Regions from separate parts of the Homo sapiens genome. Here region 2 is linked to region 1. Evidence: chromatin loops called from intact Hi-C (ENCODE). Cell type or tissue: endothelial cell of umbilical vein. All regions are shown on one strand. Links, peaks and the distances in the headings refer to the core of each region. The heading gives the core; the rest is flanking DNA.

What was found. Peaks named below come from ENCODE experiments on the same cell type or tissue, not always from the same donor. Only the 100,000 strongest peaks of a DNase experiment are listed, where the experiment ranks them.
Region 2: it touches region 1 in a loop (3-fold over the local background); 1 of 110 quality-filtered maps calls a loop at or near these places.

Annotation. Positions count from the first base shown.
Region 1 is chr2:161,075,110-161,081,191 of GRCh38, reverse strand. No RefSeq gene overlaps it. Among named protein-coding and RNA genes, the nearest start is that of TANK-AS1, 82 kb to the left of the region's middle. In endothelial cell of umbilical vein, for the core only: no CTCF peak of the experiment used is centred there; DNase peaks (open chromatin) are centred at 3,651 and 4,381; H3K27ac peaks cover 3,610 bases.
Region 2 is chr2:160,207,867-160,213,948 of GRCh38, reverse strand. No RefSeq gene overlaps it. Among named protein-coding and RNA genes, the nearest start is that of ITGB6, 11 kb to the right of the region's middle. RefSeq lists enhancers at 3,381-3,430, 4,081-4,150, 4,291-4,380. In endothelial cell of umbilical vein, for the core only: a CTCF peak has its summit at 3,092 (motif pointing right); DNase peaks (open chromatin) are centred at 3,088 and 4,258; H3K27ac peaks cover 2,704 bases.

The sequences.
Region 1 (6,082 bases), core at 1,329-5,328:
GCAGCAAATCACCATGGCACATGTGTACCTATGTAACAAACCTGCACGTTCTGCACATGTATCCCAGAACTTAAAGTAAAATTAAAAAGAAAACAACAAAAAAAATCTTATCCAATTCCCTACATGTTAAAGCATTATAAATAAAAATATATTTTTCATCAGAAAAAAGTTTCCCTATGCCAGATCTAAAATAAATGCAAGTTCTATTGTCTATGAAACCTAGCACCTGTACCTTACTGTTAACATTGTCTATCAAGTAGCGAGTAACCAGTATTGATGAGATGCAGCTGCACAGCTAGCGAGGTATGAAAGGTGAAGATATGCCAGAACTGATGGTGCTATGGTTTGAATGTCCCCTCTAAAACTAATACTGATATTCAGTTGTCATTGTGATGGTGTTAAGAGGTGATTAGGGCCGAGTGTGGTGGCTGACATCTATATTGCCAGCACTTTGGGAAGCTTAGGAGAGCGGATCAGGAATTTGAGGTCAGGAGTTCAAGACATGGTGAAACCCTGTCTCTACTAAAAATACAAAAAAATTAACAGGGCATGGTGGCATGCACCTATAATCCCAGCTACTTGGGACGTTGAGTCATGATAATTGCTTGAACTCGGGAGGTGGAGGTTACAGTGAGCTGAGATCGTGCCACTGCACTCCAGCCTGGGTGAGGGAATGAGACTGTGTCTCAAAAGAAAAAAAAAAGAGGTGATTAGGTCGTGGGGCTCTGCCCTCATGAATGGATTAACAACATTATTTCAGGAATAGGTTTGTGATTGTGAGAGTCTGTCCCCCTTTTTCTCTGTCTTGAGTGCTGTCACTCTTCTCACTATATGATGCTTTCTGCTGTTATAATGCAGCAAGAAGACCTTCACCAGATATGGCTCCTCAGTCTTGGACTTCCTGGTCTCCAGAACCATGAACCAAGGAAACTTCTTTTTAAATTACCCAGTTTGTGGTATAACAGCAGCAAAAAACAGACTGAGACATATGGCTTCCTTGAGCTTAGAGATGCTGTGTCTACTCAGCTTCATCTGTCATTATGACCATACATTTCCCAAGTGTGTGGGATTTGGACATTGGAAGCTGTGCCTAGGAGTTGCGAGACCTCTACTACACTGTTACTTTACATACTGTGCTGTTACTTTTTGATTCTTTCTAAAAACAAAGTAAATTTGGAGTTAAGTGAAGTCTTTTGTGTCTCATGAGTTGATTATTAATCTGAACCCAAGTTGAGCAGAGTTGGAAAATTTTCATAGCAATAAATTATCCTCTGTATTCTAACTTAATCCTTCTAGTCTCAACCGCCAAAGCCCAAAGGGTCTACAAAGAGGAAAAACCTACTTGATAAATGGGTAGGTAGATTCTCATTATGACTTGACGTTAATGTCCCTCTCAGCTCAGCAACTTCAAACACTAAATTGTCAATGACCCTAATGGTTTTCTGAGATAATAGAAAGTACCATCATGAGAGAAAGAGGTATAAAAAACACAAAGGGAGAAAATCCTATAATAAAATGGCATGCAATTGGCAGCCACTGATTCAATTTCTCCCACTCGCCCACTAAATGTTTATGAAATACTGGTAAAAGGCAAACCTCACATTACCTCATGCTAAAACTAAAACTGACAGATAATCTATTGCTAAAACCTATAAAAATTTGTATCCATTTCCACAAGGAAATAAAAGCAGATTGAGGAAAAACAATTTTTAAGTTAGCTAATAATTGCCTCCTGAAATATAACAGGACAGCTAAGCTGAAAGAAGGTAAAAAGCCAAGTATTTCTCCATGAGCCCTGCTGATTGGTCCAGGGTTTAGAACAATCAAGAAAAAAAATGGATGACAAAAGAAGTACTTTTTGAGGTATACTGTTCTTCACTCCCACTTTCCACATCAATTCATAAACACCCTGGAAGGGAATGGGATTGGTGGCATGCCATTGCATCTGGGGAGATTTGGTCCCCACAAATAAAGCACTGTAGTTGAATGTAGTACTTGAAGAGTCAGACAGACTTGCCACTTACTAGCTAGGTGACTCTAAGTGGGTTATTTAACCTCTCTCTACTCAATTTCCTCATCTAGGGTTGCTGTTAGTATTAAATGAGATAGTGAATGTACAGCACAAAGCATAGTACCTTGTACAATGCTTTGTTCAATAAATGGTAGGCATTTTTATTATGACAAGGGTAGAAAATGGGAAAGTTCTAAGAGTTCTAGGAGTATGTGTGTGCATTGTAGGTTGAGGCTTTGTTTTATGCTCTATGTTCAGTGTGTCAGAGAATCTAGCCATGGAGTGAGAGTGGGGTGGAGTGAGAGTGGATTCTCTGTTAGTCTTATGCTGTCATATATGACGAATGTTTGTCCAGGTACTTGTCATTTTAGCCAGATTTCCAGCTACACAGTCAATGAGGGGCTCACACTTAGCTGAATGGATAGGGTTGTACAAGCCACAATCCCTGTCTTTGGTAAAAGACAAAAATTGACACTACAACAAAAAAACTGACATGGGTTATGGGTCTATGAAAAAAATACTGCACAAAAAAATGGCTTGGAATCCTAAATAATATGGAGGAATACACAAACTCTATGAAACAGCAACAAGCTAATTAGCCACCTTAAACACTGAAGAGTTGGGTACCTCATTTCCCCTCATCATCTCTACCCATTTTACCACCATTCTGGGTGCCCTCTGTCTCTTCCTGAATGACCATTCTGTTGTGGGCTAAATTGTGTTTTCAGCTCCATCCCCATTCATATGTTGAAGTCCTAAGTTCTATTGCCCCAGGATATGACTATATTTGGAAATGGGGTCTTTAAAGAGTTAATGAAGGTTAAATGAAGTCTTTGGAGATTGGTCTCAATCCAATATGACCCATGTCCTTGTAAGGGAAGATTAGTTCACAGACAGAGAAGAAAGAACACTTAAAGGCACAGGGAGAATACGGCTACCGACAAGCCAAGACAAGCCTCTGAAGAAAGACCTTGCTCACGCCTTGATCTCAGAGTGCCAGCCTCCACAACTGTGAGGAAATGAATTTCTGTGGTTTAAGCCACCCAGTCTGTGGCACTTGGGAAGCCCTAGCAAACTAATATACCATCCAATTGCTTGGCCTCTCAGTTTCTTTATTTTCTCATCTCTAGGGACTTTTACTGTGTTTCTCTTCAGCCCCTCCTCCCAGGGCAGCACCCTGATGCTGTCATGATCCAGAACCTTCTGAAATATTACATTCAAATCTGTACTGTTGGGAAATCTCTGACCATAGTTATACTGCCTTGTGACCTTCACATTTGGCTACTGCCACCCAATCCTTCAATGTCACCTGTGTCCCCAAATAAACCCCACTTCTTGCTCCCAACTCCCCCGTCATCTTCCTTGTCAACTGAATCTAGACATTGTGGTTTATCACTTCATCCTTTGTTTTGTCAGTATCTTTAAACCTGTATTTCCTTCCATAGTGACAGCCTCGCAAAACCCCAACCCAGCTGTTTTCCCTGAACTCATACAGTATTTCTGAGCAGTGTTAAAGGAAACCGCACAGCCACATCATGTGTTCTGAACCATTGTAAAGTCATTTAGGTCTTCAAGCCTGTCCCATTATCTCTTCCCTTCTCTGCAGCTACTATTTCAAACTTCCTCTATTCTCTCTTCAAAATTTGGCTCTCACTATGTCCAACAGATGACTTCACTTCCTATTTTATAGGGAAAATTGAGGTCACCAGAGAGAAATTTCCCCCAGTTCTGCCAACTAATCTGTAAACATCTTCATTCTCACTAGTCATTCTTTGTTACCCTGTATTACACACGAATATGTGCTCCTTTTCCTTCCTGAGGTTAATTCCTTAATAACCCTTTGAATTCCATTTCTCACAGTTCTTCCAAGGCCTCACACTTTTCATTGTTCTTTTGTTCTCTCTCATGTTTAATTCTCTACTTTCTCCCCTTATCTGTTCCTTCTGCTCACTATTTAAATACTCTCAAAATATCCCAGTAGCCCCTGCTACTTCTGGAAGCGTGCCTCACGCCTCAGTGTGCTGGGGCAAAATGTTGGAATGAGCCCCACTGACACACGGACATACAAAGTTTGTTTGTTTGTTTTGAGATGGAGCTCTGTCACCCAGGCTGGAGTGTAGTGGCGCGATCTTGGCTCACTGCAACCTCTGCCTCCCGAGTTAAAGCGACTCTCCTGCCTCAGCCTCCCGAGTACCTGGGATTACAGACGGCTGCCACCATGCCCAGCTAATTTTTGTATTTTTAGTAGAGATGGGATTTTGCCATGTTGCCCAGGCTGGACTCAAACTCCTGACTTCAGGTGATCGCCTCAGCCTCCTAAAGTGCTGGGATTACAGGCAGGAACGACCACGCCTGGCCTGGCATTGTTTTAAGTGTCTTTCATATTTTAACTCAACTACCACACAACAGAGCTCTAAGAAAGTCACGATTTTTTCCATATTGGGCAGCTTAGAAAATAAACCATACATAATAACAGAACAATAACAAAAGCAAACATTTACATGGCACCTAATATTAAAAATGCTGTACATTATTACATGATTTATTTCTCACATTAACACTATGAGATTGGTACTATGACCGTTTCTGCTTTACAGAGTGTGACTTCTAAGGATACCCAGTTGGCAAGTGGTAGAGTCAGGATTAGAACCCAAGCAGTTTTAACACATTGTTAAATGTGTTAGCACTGTTTTGAGAAAATCTTTAATCAAAAAGCAAATCAAAAGTAAGACCTGAAGAAGGAAGAAGTCACGGAATAAAAGAATCATTGACTAATTTCTGTCCTACCAGCTCCACTGCTTCCCAGCTCTGTGACCTGAGGCAAGTTGTGTAACCTTTGTGTCTCAATTTTCTCATTAAAAAAAAGGAATAATAAGATTATTTATTTCTTTGGTTGTGAAGATAAAAATATGTTAAAGCACATAAAGTGCTTATATCAATGCTTAAGAATGTAAGATGTACTAAATCAGGGGTGTCCAATATTTTGGCTTTCCTGGGTCACATTGGAAGAATTGTCTTGGGCCATACAAAAAATACGCTAATAGTAATGATAGCTGAGAACAACAACAACAAAAATCCCCCAAAATCACATTATGTTTTAAGAAAGTATGAATTTGTGTTGGGCCACATTCAAAGCCGTCCTGGGCTGCACGTGGGATCAAGGCTGCGGGTTGGACAAGCTTGTGCTAAATCATACTATTTTGTTTTTCTTACATCTTCTCAACCATGCATAATTAATGATGAACAGGAGGTAAGGTGAAAAGGAGGCTGGCAAAATCTCTCCTGAAGGATTTACATAAGTGACTTAATTCCTTTTGGAATGTCCCTCTGCATTGCTGCAATGAGTACAGCTCTTAGCCCAGGAAAGAGGAGTCTCTGTCCAGGTCCTACAATTTAGAGGGCCCCTTGTATCACACATAAAATGAATTCATTAAAGAATGCATGGGTGCCTCTGTCACTTGGTAATCCTAAAAATTCAGTCTCAGGACAAACACCATTCAGGCCACAGAGAAATCCTTCTTCAAATCTGCTTGATGGCCTCAAAACAAAAGTCACCCGTTCAAATGGCATGGAAGTGTATGGGTTGAAATACTATTGGTATGGAAGACACACACTACTTGGAATCCAGGAGCAGTGGAAACACTGAGCTACATGAAAATATAAATGTCTAACTTGTTAAATTCTCCCTCTTAATTAACATGCATGAAATAGATTCTTGTTATGGTGAAGTATCCCAGTGCTGAATGTCTATTTTCTCGCTTCACTTCTTGTTCCAATTTGTGGTTCTAGAGGTACTCATAAATTAGTGCAATATTTGAAACAGTTGCACAAAGCTGTAGAAATTCTGTAGGATTAGTTTATATTACTCGGATTTGTGTATATATATAGGTTTTAGCTTAAAATTTTTGAAGCATGTAAAAGATATTGATTTTTTACATTATGAGTAGATCTACATATTGCTTTAAGAGATGATAAAAGTTGCAATATAGGCAATAGCTATACATATGGTGAAGTTAAAAATATTTTGCAATATTTTCTGTAATAATTTATCAATATATCACTTTTACAATA
Region 2 (6,082 bases), core at 1,056-5,055, 870 kb after region 1:
TAATCCCAGATTTTTTGGGTAGGTCCTAAATCCGAAGACAAGTGTCCTTATAAGAAGAGGAAAAGACACAGAGAAGGAGAACGCCAGAGGAGAAGATGTGAAGACGAGGCATCGAAATGATGCATCTACGAGTCTAGGGATGCCAATAAGTGCCGGCAGCCCCCGGAAGCTAGGGAGGGGGAGGGAACCCCTTCTCCCTCAGAGCCTCCAGACAGCTTGCTTTCAGGCTTCTGGTTCCCTGAACCGTGTGTCAGAAAATTGATTTATGTTGTTTTAGGCCACCCAACGCTCTGAGAATCGGAGCTGTTGTTCTAGTTCTAGTACTGAAAACTGCCCATGTGACTCTGGCCAGTCCCTGACTACCAGCGGAGCCCCCTGGGTAAGGTGTGCACACTACCCTGCTGCTCTGCTGCCTGGACAAATCAGTCATTCAAGTTGAATAACACTATTAAGGTAACGATAGTTTAGTATTAAGGTTAACCACCTGCCTACCATCAGACTGCCTGGATTTGAGGCCAACTTTTCCGCTTAGTGCCTATGAGACTGCGACCAAGTTATTTAACCTGAGTCATTTTCTTTTTCTTCTGTAAAATGGGGAGAATTCAAGAGGAGCCTTGAGCAGAAAAAAAGACATTTGGTAAAAACTAAGGAAGTCTGAAAAAAAGTATGGACTTTAGATAATAATAATGTATTAATATTTGTTTATTAATTGTAACAAATGGGCTAGGTGCGGTGACTCTCACCTGTAATCCCAGCACTCTGGGAGGCCAAGGCAGGCAGATCACCTGAGGTCAGAAGTTCGAGACCAGCCTTGCCAATATGGTGAAACCCCGCCCCTACTAAAAATACAAAAATTAGCCAGGTGTGGTGGCACATGCCTGTAATCCCAGCTACTCGGGAGGCTGAGGCAGGAGAATCACTTGAATCCAGGAGGCAGAGGTTGCAGTGAGCCAAGACGGCACTCCAGCCTGGGCGACAGAGTGAGACTCTGTCTCAAAAAAAAATTGTAACAAATGTACCATACTCACATAAGATATTAATAATAGGGACGGCTGGCTATGGGATATATAGAAATTGTACTAATCTAAAACTCTTCTAAAATATTAAATTACATATTATTATTTAAATGGGGAAAATATCAGTACCTCACCTCACATTGTGATAAAGATTTATAACAGTGTTTGGCATATTATAAGAGACATTGTTCGCTATTATTGTTTTAGGGCTGTTATCAGGAACAAGGAATTCGTACTTGCAATGTTCCATGAAACAGGCTAAATCATTTTTTTAAGTGAGATGATGTGACATATTTAGAGTAAGGTTGTCTGAAAATGTTATTATAACTGTAATTTTGACTCATTCCAAAGCTAAGTAAAGCCAATGTAGTAACTAAACTTTGTTTCATGCCTCAGTGTTTCTTGGTTTTTAGATCTTTTCAAACTGTGACTCTGACTACTACTGTAATTGCATGTAGCTCATGCAAACAAGATCTACCTTGTTTATCTGAGAAAAATGGAAAAAAAGAGAAAGACTCACAAATTGCAAATATATCTCCTTTTTGTTTCCTATCTGCTACTGGATTCCATTTTTAAAACACCTACATCATATTTTACTTTTTCCTTAGAAAACCAAGCAGAATGAATTGCAGTGACTCTTATATACTATTTTGACCCCAGGAGGTGGACAAATGACCATATATATACATATACATTCATTCAGATTACTGCAACAATGAAAGAAGCACACTCTTGATAAAACTGGTCATTTTAAGAATGACGGTGTCAACAGAAGAGAGCCAAACTCATTCAGATTGCTCCCACCTTGCCTGATGCCTGCATCATAAGAAAGCAGCAGAAAATCCAAGTTTGGAAAAAATGCTGCACACTTTCTCACCTGAAGAGATGCTTCCTACCTTAGGAAGAGAATGCTGTTTCCTTAACGGAGCTACTCTTCTGGACCTTCTGCAAGTAAGATGGGTAGATGGACAGACAGGCAGATGACAGCTTGAGGACAGGCTATTGTACCAAAAAGAAAGAGACCAAGGGCAGATGCAAGCAGCAACTGGGATCCTCTGCCCAGAAGATACAGGAAAACAATAGATAGCCGTATTCGAAATTCATTTCGCAAAGAAAACCAGTCTACGTCATTCAGTAATAAAACTGTAGTATCTGGGCTATAGTCACTAGGTTAACTATACTAGGTTATAAGGCTGGGTCTGAGTCCAGAAATTTATAATGAGCCATCACTATTGCAAGTGTTTTATCTGAACTATTATCAAAATGGACCTCCTCTCTGGGCTTTCCTGGGAAAATGAATCGTCTCCTGGAAAACCCATCTTGAAAGATCTTTGAATTGCAGAATGCACAAAAAAGGCAGCAGTAAACACATGAATTCACACCCGCCTTTTCCTAAGAAATCTGACTACAATATTATCATAGGATAATGAAAATAGTTTTTTGTTTAATTGTTAAACAAAAGTAAACAATTTTCTTCCCTGTGGGGCTTCTTGAAGTGTTTAATAGGTTATAATGCACATTGTGAGTTTCTGATGGAAGATTTAATAGTCTATATTAAATAAACTGCAGGAGCATTTCATTATCAGGGCAAGGATTAACAGCTCACTTCAGATCACATTTTAGGAAGCTGTGCTCCTCCTCCAGCAACATTCATAAAAATAAATCCTTCTGTTGGTTAACGTTTAAATCCTGTCTTCCTAATCTTTGGTTGCCTAATAGGGCCTAAACAATTTCAAGACCAATCTATACCATGCCACAAATGTCCAATAATCAATCCACCAAGGTCTGGACTGAGACCAGGGCTGACAACTGCCTTTTCCATGCTGCTGAGCCTTACTCTATTGGTGTCCAAGATAACTTAATTTCATCAACGCATAGGGAATGTTTGCCCCTCCCCCAATATTTGCAACTAACAGCAATTGTCTTTTATCAAAAAACTTTCCTATTTGTGTTTTGATTGAAACTTTAAAACATCGAACTCCTTGATATAAAGAAAATGATTCATTTCCTTCCTTTAATAAATGTTGAAACTACTGTGAGCCTCTCGCTTCATCATGCCTCGGTTGTTACACCCTCAACCGCTAGGGGGTGCCAGGAAAGGGCCCTGGGCTCAGGAGCAGCAAAGTTCCAGCCAGAGTAGTCAGGACGCAACAGAGATTGCAGCCCAGGCAGGTGGTTTTCATACTTCCCCAAACAAGCCTCACACCTGACTGCTCACCGGAGCCGCTTTTTGTCTGGAAGTAATTATGCCCAACAATATATAGATTCGTTACGTCTGTTGTGGTGTAAAAATCTGACACACCGTCTTTAATTAGAGGCCAGCTGAATTTGCTTTAAAGGCTTTTCTTCTTTCTCCACTTCCAAGTCTTGAGACATCACCAGGTTAATGCCATTTTGATTAGCTTGTTAGAATAATTTATTGTTTAGCCTTTTTAACGATTAGGGTGTTCACCTCATACCCAATCCTTTACTCTATTTGATTCCCTGAAAACTTACTGACAGGATTCACTGAGTATGCATCTGAAACAATCAGAAAATTCCATAAAATGGCAGTTAAAAGTAATAAATCCTCCACGGACCCACCCAAGGATGTGCCTCAAACATGATCACTGGCTGAGGCAAGAGGATCACTTGAGATCTAGAGTTTTAGGCCAGCCTGGGCAACAAAGTAAGACCTCCATCTTTATAAAAAATTTTTTTAATTAGTTTGGCATGGTGGCATGTGCCCAGCTACTTAGGAGACTGAGGTGGGAGGATCGCTTGAGCCCCAAAGTTTAAGGCTGTAGTGAGGCTAGGATTATGCCACTGCACTCTAGCCCAGTGATAGAGTGAGGCCTTGTCTAAAAAAACAACAATAAAAAGATAATAATTACTGGCCACCATTTCTCCCAGCTTTTTAAAGGATTAGAACTTTCCCTATTGTTGCAGCTGAATAAATTGCATCTTTAAGGTCAAAAGAAGTTTGAAGTCCTTCCACTTTCCAAGGAGTTTTTAAAAGAAAATATACCCATCTCTTCTGCCTTCTTAAGAGGAGTATTTTTTTATTCTGTTAGGGGAGACTTTTGTTACTGAAACTAACCCCAATTAGTCTATCAGCACAGCTAGAGAGAACTAGAGGACCACAGGGATTTTCCAGGTTTTCTTTTGCAACCAAAAAGTCATGGGGAATTCCAGAACAGAAGATGCTGGCTAATCAGACCTCCACTGGACTGAAGGAATGTTAACACAGCATACAAACAGTCTCCATACAGCACTGGCCTGCATAGTTCAGACCTTTCTGGTTCTACCATGGAATGCTTTTTGCAGAGTTATGACTCCTCATGACCCTCCAAGTTGTTAGAGCAGATTAGAGCTCCCGATGACTCTGCTGATGAGCAGATGGTATTCTCTCTCTGAAACAGCTGGAGAACCCTGGTGGTGATGGTGGGGTTATTGATTCAGGGCCTCAATAACTGCTAGAGTCATCGTTGATCCCTTGATTTCTCTCCCTCCCTATGAGGAATCTGTTTGTAAATCATGTCTATCTTGGAAATATATCCAGAATCCAAACACTTCTCACTTCCTCCTTTACTCCCACCATAGACCAAGCTGTCATAATCTCTGCTGAAACAGCCTGCAATAAGGCCCCCCAGCTTCCATCCTTATCGTCTTATAGTCTGTGCATACTTGCCACCTTATAAGCTACATCATGTCCAACCAAAACTCCATAAAAGCTTCCCTTCTCACTCAGAATACAAATCTGGAGCCCTGACCATCGCCCCCCCGAACCCACCCCTCCTTCATGAGCTGCCCTCTTCCCTTTGCCTGTCTGGCTCATCTCCTCTGGACTCCTTGAGTTCACCTACTCACTCTGCTTCAGCCTCGCTCGCCACCTTGCTTGTCCACAAACCATCCCGTACCAGGACCTTGCACTTGCTCTTCCCACAGGCAGGACTGCTTGTCCTCCAGAGAGCCCTGCGATGCCCTCCCTCCTTTCCCCAAGGCTATGCCTAAACACCACCTGAGCAGAGAGGCTTTGCTGGCCACCCCACCTTGGCCACTCTCTGACCCCTTGCCATCCTTTATTTTTCTCAGCATTTGTTACCATCTGACATCTTTATTTGTTCGTGTGTTTCTTGTCTGTCTCTCCCACTGGAATGTAAGCTCCATGAGGCAGAGACCCTGTCGGTTTTAATCAACACTGTGCTCTCAGAACAGTGCCTGGTCCATTGTGGGGTCTCCACAGGCGGCTGCTGAAGCAATAAATGAGTAAATGAAAAAAGAAGGCTCAGCAGCTCTGCAAGCTGTGAATGAGTGAACCACTCGGCAATCAGTGTTTGTTCATGTGACGTCTTGCTATTTGTTTCACAGATAGGAAAAAGGGGCCTAACGAGTCTAGTTCTCAGAGTCAATTCAGAATAAATTCACATCCAATGGTATTTTTCTGGAAAATCTCGTCTTTGGATTTATTCCACAAACTAAAAGACAGAAAGAGTTCAATTCTTTTAGACTTCAATATAATTTCTGAACCCTGACTGCATGGGCCTCTGGAGCAGGCCTAACTCACAGGACAGGCTCCCTGTAGCTGGCAGTGTGACTGCCAGGCTCCAGAGTAGGGTGGGGTGTGGGTGGTAACTGTGAAGTGCCGGGGCTGCCTGTGGCTCAGAGGCCGGAGTTCATCCTGAGTCATCTCCCGACCACAGGAAATGCCCACAGTCGTGCTCTCCTGGACTCAATGCCAGGCCCTGGCTCCTGACCAGCAGGCTCAGCTTCCCCTGAAGGGCCAGGCAACATGTTTTGTTTCATTTTGTTTTTAAGTGATTTGTACTGACTTTAAAGCAGAGAAAGATGGTACAATCCAGGACCACATCTTTGTCTCATTTTTGGCAGCCAATGATCTACAGGATAAGCAACAAACAAACCCAAAAGGAAATCACTAGACACAGAGCTAGAGCTGGAACCAGAGCCCTGAGATAGACAGGCGAACATATTTTTCAAGTTCCTCGTGGAATTTCACTTCTTGTTGGCATCTTTTTGATGATTCTTTGTACATCTCTTATCTACCAGGAGGCGGTTTGCAGGGTGAT